Regions from separate parts of the Homo sapiens genome. Here region 1 is linked to region 2. The links are chromatin contacts, found by Hi-C or POLR2A ChIA-PET in ENCODE. All regions are on one chromosome and are shown on one strand. Each heading gives the region's core, a stretch centred on a gene start or an enhancer-like site at or near the end of the contact. The rest is flanking DNA. Distances are from core to core; before and after follow the strand shown. Region 1 holds the start of EHMT1 (euchromatic histone lysine methyltransferase 1). Region 2 overlaps NOTCH1 (notch receptor 1).

Evidence for each region. A loop is a pair of places that touch in the nucleus more often than their neighbours do. ChIA-PET counts read pairs that join two places held with the same protein, here RNA polymerase II (POLR2A). Pooled maps may share reads with other maps.
Region 1: POLR2A ChIA-PET joins it to region 2 with 14 read pairs in activated CD4-positive, alpha-beta T cell. The contact joins the promoter of EHMT1 here to the enhancer-like site in region 2. A Hi-C loop is called at or near these places in 2 of 50 pooled maps. POLR2A ChIA-PET finds 5 or more read pairs at or near these places in 2 of 52 experiments (activated CD4-positive, alpha-beta T cell and activated CD4-positive, alpha-beta memory T cell).

What each region holds. Positions count from the first base shown.
Region 1 is chr9:137,616,393-137,620,409 of GRCh38, forward strand. It overlaps EHMT1 (euchromatic histone lysine methyltransferase 1), which reads left to right and starts at 2,613. Exons shown (of 27, transcript NM_024757.5): 1 at 2,613-2,657. The coding sequence starts at 2,637. ARRDC1-AS1 (ARRDC1 antisense RNA 1) reads right to left here and starts at 2,503. Exons shown (of 3, transcript NR_122035.1): 1 at 2,139-2,503; 2 at 1,542-1,799. RefSeq lists enhancers at 2,306-2,355, 3,021-3,739 and a silencer at 2,396-2,695.
Region 2 is chr9:136,524,090-136,528,503 of GRCh38, forward strand. The region is part of intron 2 of NOTCH1 (notch receptor 1); the gene reads right to left. LOC124902310 (a long non-coding RNA gene) reads left to right here. Exons shown (of 3, transcript XR_007061865.1): 3 at 1,009-1,488. Among named protein-coding and RNA genes, the nearest start is that of MIR4673, 6.7 kb to the left of the region's middle. RefSeq lists an enhancer at 2,222-3,093. Within about 2 kb of position 2,149, at least 15 of the 41 ENCODE cell types and tissues checked have a DNase peak (open chromatin) inside an H3K27ac peak, as active enhancers do.

The DNA.
Region 1 (4,017 bases), core at 1,363-3,862, 1.1 Mb after region 2:
CCCCACAAAAAACTCGTGGGACTGTAGGGTACAGCCCCCCACCCTCATAGCATGACAGTTTATTTCTTGAACAGTCCAGAGGGGGCAGATCCTGGCCTTGTGGCAGAGTTGTCATTCCTACATAGTGGTTCCCATCCCTGGCTCCCAGATGGCTGTTGACAGCTTTCACCACTGCCCAGCCTAATGGTGGGACTTTTGAGGGACAGACTGGGAAATGGATTGTCACTTTTTGTCTCTGACCTGTCCCCTTCCTGTTGGAAATGTGGTCTTTAGCCAGGCAGTCCTGTACTTGGCTAAAATTTTACTAATTGTGGGACAGGCAGCATGAATATTGGAGAACAGCAGAAAGTGTACCACAGGTGGGGTCATCTGTGAAGCGCCTCCTGGAAGCAGTGCAGTATATGGTTGAAAGGAAGGCCTCCTGGGCTGAATCCCATCACTGCCTCTCACCACTCCCTTGCTTCAGTTCAGTCACTTATAAAATGTGGGTAAGAACAGTGCCTGCCTCTCAGGACTGACCTGAAGTCTGCAGTGTTAGCATGTCACGTGCTGAGAGCAGCATCTTGACATAAGTGCTGAGGGGCACACAAGGGTAGCAGCTGATGGAAAAATGGAGTGAAAAAGCTGCCTGCAGCTGCTTCCCACACCTTCACTTAGGGTGGATGTTTGCTTGGTGAAGGATTTTTCTTCACATTCTAACTCCCTTTATTCAGTCAACAATTTTTTTGTTGTTGTTGTTGAGACAGAGTCTTGCTCTGTTGCCCAGGCTGGAGTGCAGTGGCACAATCTCAGCTCATTGCAAGCTCTGCCTCCCGGGTTCATGCCATTCTCCTGCCTCAGCCTCCCGAGTAGCTGGGACTACAGGCGCCCAGCACCACTCCCGGCTATTTTTTGTATTTTTAGTAGAGATGGGGTTTCACCATGTTAGCCAGGCTGGTCTCCATCTCCTGACCTCATGATCTGCCCACCTCGGCCTCCCAAAGTGCTGGGATTACAGGCGTGAGCCACCGCACCCGGCCCAGTCAACAAATATTTTGTCTCCTGTACACCAGGTATTGTTCTAGGCACCATGGACTTACATTCTAGTAGGGAGACAATATTCCAAATCAGGATGTGGGAGAGTCACATGACACACACTGTGATGGAGCCAAGTAAGTCAACGAAGACAGGTATGGGGGGGCAGTATCATTTTAACTAGGGAGGAGAGGGAAGGCTTCCCTTAAGAGGTGATATTTCAACTCAAGGATGGTAAAGAGGGAAGCCACAAAGACACTCGAAATAAAGGTTTCAGGGAAGGGACAGACAGCAGGGGTGGCGGAGAGGTGGGTGCGGGGCAGGAGGGCCATGAAGGCGCTCGTGTCTCCTGCGAGGGCTCAGGGTGCTCGGCCTGTCATAAATGGACTTAGGCTTTGACAGAGCAGTTTAGCTGCCCTAAAGAAACCTGGGAAGGTTCCCTTGGCACTTGGGATTGTCCGTTTCCTTTTCTGTCTATGTGCGCTGTCTATGCTGGACTTGAGATAATTCTCCGGAGTCCGACTCACCAGGAGACTCGGGTGTCACCCAGATTGACCTTCAAGGCTCATTTCTTGTCAGTCCAGTACCCGTCCCCTCGGTTCACACGACCATCCAGAAACCTCAAATTCAGTCCATGCTTCTTGTTTTGGGTCTCGGGGCTGGGATAAGGCGGGCTGACCACCGCGGGGCATGTAGGTAGTTTCCGTGGTGCTGGGGGCGCTCTCCAGGGAAGGCTACTTGGTCTGCAGAAAAGGCCTTGACTTGTGCATACCTGGGCAGCGGGCCTATGAGTGGCAGCGAGAGCGGGGTAACCAGAGAGGGCACACCCCCCAACCGGAGCGCCCCCCAGGTTGGCATCTCCACAACTGTAGAACCTCCCCCATCAGGGCAACCCTCCCGATTGGGACACCGCCCCCAGCCAGACACATCCTCCTAGCAGAACACCCATGCTTAGCCGGAGCCGCTCCCCCGCCAGACACCTCCCCACCGGGAAACCCTCCCCAGTGGGACACCCCAGCCAGTCCAGGTATTCCCGCCGTTAGGGACACCCCCTCCAGCCGGAGCATACCCTCGGCAGGGGCATTCCTCCCAACCGAGGGAACCCCGCCGCAACGGGAACCTGCCTGAACCAGAGCACCCTCCCGCGCCGGGGACACCCCACAGGCGGCTCCCGCGCCAGGCCGCGGCCCAGGGAGTCAGCCTTCCGCGCAAGCCGGCGAAATCAAAGTGCGTCCGGGGTTAGAGGTCAGAGGTCGGAGCCGCGGGTCTTTCTCCTTCTTCGGCCAGCCCACCAAAACGTCAATTTAGAATGAGACATGTGTTGAAAATGGGACGGCTACTCCCCATCCACTACTACGACTCTGGCGGGCGGGTTCTCCAGCTCCAGGTCTCCTACCCCGCGGGCGCGCGTTCCGGTTCCGGCCGCCGCAGGCCCGGCGCCTGGGGCGCCGCACGCCTGGTTCCAGTGCGCAGGCGCCGCACCGGTCGAGCTCCAACGCGCAGGCGCGGGCGCAGGCGCAGGCGCAGACGTAGGCGATCGGCCCCGCCCCGACTCTGGGCCGCGAGGCGCGGGCGGGGCGATGGCGCGCGGGAGGGGCGGGGCCACGCTGCGGGCCCGGGCCATGGCCGCCGCCGATGCCGAGGTGAGCAGCGGGGCCGGCGGGGGGCGGCGCGGGGGCGGCGGGCAGCGGCGGAGGCGGCGCGGGGGCGAAGAACCGGGCGGGGCGGCGGCAGGCGGCCGGCGGGCGGGCGGGGCCCCGGGTCCCCCCGCCGCCGCCGCCGCCGCTGCCGCCGCCTCAGGCCGAGGCCGGGCCGAGGCCGCCGGGCGTCCGGCCCGCGCTCCCGCCGGGCGCGCTTTGTGCGCGGCGCGGGCCGGGCGGCGGCTGGGGGAGCGGGCGGGGGCGCAGGTGAGGGAGGCGACCGCGTACCTGTGCCCGCGCCCCCCACGGACCCCGTGCCGCCGCCGCCGCCCGCAAGCCGGATCTGCGGGGAGGGCCTCGGCCAGGGTGCCGGGGAGGTGCGGAGGACAAAAGGAAAAGTAGCGGGGCCGGCCAACTTTGGAGCGCCGGCCGAGGCGAGGCTGTCCCTCCTCTCGGAGCTCTTCCTTCGCTTCGTTGACCTTTCACTTTGTTCTGAGTAGGATGGCACCATCTTTAACGAAAAGTTGGCCAGTCCCGGCGTGTTTCTCCCCAGACAATGCTGCTCCAGCCCTGCTGGCTGTCAGAAGCAGGAAAGCACGCTCGGTGGGAAGCTTGCGGACTCAAGTTTATTTCCAAACCAGCAGCTTTAAAGGGCTCTCGATGTAAAAAGTTCACATTCTTTTGTTAATGGTCTCGGCCTTCCCCGTGCTCATTCTCAAGGATAGTTTGTTTCCTTGCTTAGGAAAGGAAGCAGCGTAGAGATTAAAGTCTTGCGAGTGGACCACTGGCGTCCCTCTGAAGGAAAAGCAAGCAGGAGGTGGTGTGTCCGTGGAGATGCAGAAATAGTGTGGTCCTAGGGCTGAGATAAGGGACCGGTTTGGAGAAAACTGTCAGCGTAGAAGTATTTCTTTGAAATTAACTGTCTAGTAACAGTTGAGACTTCTAAAGCTTAGAAAGTTAAGGTGTAGTAAGAAGCCGTACAGTATCCTGGTGCATAGACTTAACACTGTATTTTAACTCAGGTAATGTATGGCCTTTTTGTTTATTTTTTTCCTGCATTTTTGGGGGGTGTTGAAATAAGTAAACTGGGAAGGTGCAGGGGAATTCTTAAATTCAATGCAAGGAGTTTTTGCTGAGTATCTGCAGCATTCAAGGAATTAATATTAGTCACTGAGAACAAAAAGCGAAATTAGAAAATTTCAAGTCACTTCTAGGCTTGTAGGGGAGAAGACGTGTAGTGATGAATTCTATCATTTATGAAGTACCCACTGGATCCCACACACTGTGCAAGACCTTTAGATCAGGCGCCTCCCTCGGTTTTCTTCACCCTGTGCAGCAGGTGCTGTTATTTCCTTTTTTAAAT
Region 2 (4,414 bases), core at 899-3,398:
CACGGGCACAACGGCTGCTTAGCGGGGTTCCCTTAGGGCTGATAAAATGTTCTGGAACCAGACACATGCCGCGATTGCACAACTTTGGGAATGTACTGAATGCCACTGAATGAGGCTGAAGCAGGAGAATCACTTGAACCCAGGAGGCAGAGGTTGCAGTGAGCCGAGATCACGCCACTGCACTCCAGCCTGGGTGACAGAGCAAGACTCAAAAAAAGAAAGAAAGAAGAAGACAAATGACTGCTAACTTGGGGAACAAGCTAGAGACTAGGATGTTCCAGCAGAACCCAGCTTGGACTCCACAGCCCGGGCAGGGGTCTGGGTCTACACCCGCGGAGAGCCATGGAGAGGAGCCGGGTGCATTAGCTCCGTAGAGCCTCCGGGTCTGCAGGCCTATCTGCTTTTCTTCCCAGCTTTGCTAAAGCGAACAGGCATTGCTTGGGCAGTAACAAAGGCCGTGGTTTTTCCAACCTTCAGGTGTCAACATGATGGCAGCCACGGAAAGTGTGGATCAGCCCCTTCCTACGTGGAAGCCTTTCTTTTTCTTTTCTTTTTTTTTTTTTTTTTTTTTTGAGTCTTGCTCTGTTGCCCAGGCTGGAGTGCAGGGGCGCGATCTAGGCTCACTGCAACCTCTGCCTCCCAGGTTCAAGCGATTCTCCTGCCTCAGCCTCCCGAGTAGCTGGGACTACAGGCACCTGACACCATGCCCAGCTAATTTTTGTATTTTTAGTAGAGACAGGGTTTCACCATGTTGGCCAGGCTGGTCTTGATCTCTTGACCTCGTGATCTGCCCGCCTCGGCCTCCCAAAGTGCTGGGATTACAGGCGTAAGCCACCGCGCCCGGCCAGGAAGCCTTTCTGATGGGACACCTCAGGCTGAGACTGCAATGGGGATGGGACATCTCATGTCAAGATCGCACTGGGGATGAAGGCTGGCCCGTTCCCTGCCCACGCTCAGCCCCCAGACACGTTTCCCTTTCGGCATTGAGTCTTCATAACTCACATCCAGGCACATCAGCCAGGAGCAGAAGCACCCACATTACAGCCGGGGAAACCAAGGTGCCAGGAGGAGGTCCCTCTGCCAGGTCTCTGCAACCCCGTCAAGGTGGGTGAAAGGCTGCCCCTCACCCCGGACACACAGTCTGGGCTCAGAGAGAACAAGGGGAGCCAGGGGAGGGGTCCTGCATCTCCACCCAGGCCTGGTCTCACCTGTTCCCTGCGGCAACAGGCGCAGAGCCTGCCCCCCCCAGCCACCTGCTGTGGTCATAAATCTCCGGCCCCAGTCACCTCCTGGCCTTGCGCTCCGGGAAAAGGTCTGGGACCCGCCGGGCGCCGCTCTTCCCAGTGGTGAAGCCTCTGAAGCAGAACATGCCACCAGCCTCAGCGGCCCCAGCGGCCCGGGAAGGCAGCAGCCTCACGGCTCAGGCCCTGGGTGGGCATGGCCTCCTCCAGATGGGATGTACAGAGGGAACCGTCCCGCCTTCCGGAGCCCACCTGGGTGCGGGGCTGCGGCGGCCGCCTGCCCCAGGACCGGCCCTGAAGCTGCCGGCTTCCCACAGGACCCCCACCGGCCCCCCAAGTCCTCGCCTCCTCTCCCGCTTATTCCCACCCCAGTGTCTCCAATCAAACCTGTGCTATGTGTGGCAGTGGCCTGGGGGGGCCTTACCCCGAGGGGCTTGTGGAGGCTGGGGGTGGGGGTTCCTGTGCGTTTCTCAGCAGCCAGCCACGCCCCTGTCCCAAAGGCCCGGGAGGCATCTGTCTTCCCCGAAGGCTTTTACCCGTGACCACGGCTTGGGTAGAGAGAACGCAAAAGGGCCACTCTGGCCGACCATCTGTTGCCAGAAGCCAAAAGTCCCAAACCAACTGGCTTAAAGAAAACACATGTCACCCCTTCCAAAGGGGCTCTGGGGAATTCACTCAGGCCTTGCTACGGCTCCTGCCAGCCCAGTGAGCGACGGGCACAGCCCCGGAATGAGGCTCCCCCTCCTCCATCCCATGTGGCCGGTCACTCCGGGGCTGCAGCGACAGACCTGCCTCTGCGGGCACCTGTTGGGAGGGCAGACGTGGTTCCCACTGCATGCAGATCCAGTTACAGGCTGGCCGGTCCCCGAGGTGGAGCGGCCGCTGGGAACCCGTGGAGTGCACAGGCTGGGCTGGGCTGGGCTGTGGCCACAGGAGGGGCGCCCTCCCTCCACATAAATGCCCCATTGTCAGGCGGGAGTTGGCCACAGCTCCCGCTTGGAGAAAAGGCCCTTTTTGCTTTCCCAGCCGCTGAAGTCGGCAGGGGGTGGGTACAGGACAGAGGGCGCTCGGTCATCAAAGCCGGGGCTGGAGGCTCCTCAGCCTGGCCCATGCAAGCTGGTCCCCTGCCTCCCGGCCCCTCGAGGCTCCAAGGAGCGGGAAAAGCTCACCTGCTGGGCAAGACGGGGAGGAGGGGCAGGGGAGGCCCATCCCACAGCTTTAGGGGACCCCAGAGGGGAGACGCTGGAGGTCCGAGCCCCTAGAGCAGTCTCCCACCAAGTGCCCTGAGGTCACAGGACATTGGCTGTCCCTGAATGGACCACGACACTCTGCCCGGACACCGGGCCCCACTCCCCACCCTGAGCGCGGACCCCAACGTGGAGGACTGTGGGAGAATCTGCCCAACCGGACGCATCCCAGTTAACGAGGCTGTATCACGCCGGGCCAGCAAGAGGAAAACACGCCCCATAAATCAGGCGTCGGTGCTCGGACAAAGGGCGGCTGGGAGCAGGTGTCAGACGTGGCGGCAGCTGCTCCCAGCGGGTGGGGCAGGAGCCCCAGCCGGAGGCCTGAGGAGGCTCCCGTGGGGGAATGCAGGCTGAGAGGGCCCATTGTCCGCCCCCACTCCCAGCCTGGGCATCGGACACCACAGGGAAGGCCCCTGCCACGGCCCCACAGCCACGGCTTGGAGGTTCCGTGAGACGCGCTAGCTGGGGGGAACCGGGCCGAGCCTGGAGAAAGTTTTGAGCCAGGTGTGGGGGTCTGTGTGTGGGGGGCAGCTTTGGGCCCAGTCTCCCGCTGCTGCTGTGGGCAGCCTCCAGCCTGTGCCCGCCCCAGTCTGTACCTCTCTCCCACATGGCCACAGAGCTGGAGCACCCTACAGACGGCGAACACCTGCCCTCCGCACAGCACCCAGACGTCCCTGAGAAGGTGGGAGGGACCTCAGGCCTGCAGCATGGCCATGGCCAGGACCACCAGCCTGTGAGCAAATCCTTCACAGCTTTGGCGCTGGCCACACCCCCGGTACCCGGGCCACTCTGTCTTCAATGCTGTCCCGGCGGCCAGGTGGGTGTGGGCCGCGAGGTGGGCGCCAGGGCTTGGCCGAGTGAGGTGGCACCCAACAGCTGCCGCGCCCACGGGGATCCTCAGGGCTTCCATGAGTGACCCGCACCCCACCTTCCACCGTCCCCGCATCTCCTCCTATCAGGGGCGGTGGGGAGACCCCTCTGGGGCTAAAAAGTGAGGCTTGAGATAGGGAACGCCAGTCTCCCCCGACTGGACGAGAGAGCTGCCCTGTCCACCAAGCCACCCAGCTCTCGGGCTCCCACGGAGGAGACCCAACCCACGCCAGGTGTGCCCCCGTGGACTCCCCTTCCGTGCGTCCCTCTTAGGGTCACCCGGCACCTGCCTGTCCCATCCCCCACGCTCAGTGGCCTGGCGGCGCTGGGGTAACCTGTCCTATCTGGGCCCCCCGCAGGTGAGCGGCGGGCGGGGACTCCAGGAGGGCTGCGGGGGGAGGGTGCCAAGTGGCCCCGGCGCCTGCTGTGCCGCTCCCGCCACCTCTACCGCCACCACTTTGTTCCCGCCTCAGTATTTCCACTGTGCCACTCCCACCCTCCCTGCCAGGGCCGCTCCATGGAAATGCGACTCCAGAAAGCAGCAGGAGGCAGATGCTGCCGAGACCTTTCACCCAGGACGAATTCTAAATTGTGCTGTTTTCCTTTCTAAGCTAAGCGGCCATCTGCCACCCCCAGGGGACAGAAGACAGTTCCCTCCGCCCCAAAATGAGAAGGAGGGGTGAGAGGGACTCAGTGCGGGTAGGACTCACTCACTTCCTGCCCTCAAGGAGTTTATGGTCATGCAGGGCCAGGGATGGGGGCACAGGCAGAGGCCGAGCAGAGGGGTGGGGGTGTGGGGTCAGCTGGACCCAACCCAGCTGGGGTGTCAGTGATGTGGCTGGCTCTGCACCCGCCACAGGAACCAGAGACCCTGGGTGGGAGAGGTGCTTCCCATGGCTCCACCAGGTGACAGCACCTCCCAAGGCAAGGATGGGCAGGGACAGTGGGGGGGGATGGGCAGGGACAGTGCGGGGGGGATGGGCAGGGACGGTGAGGGGGGGATGGGCAGGGACAGTGTTGGGGATGAGCAGGGACAGTGCGGGGAATGGGCAGGGA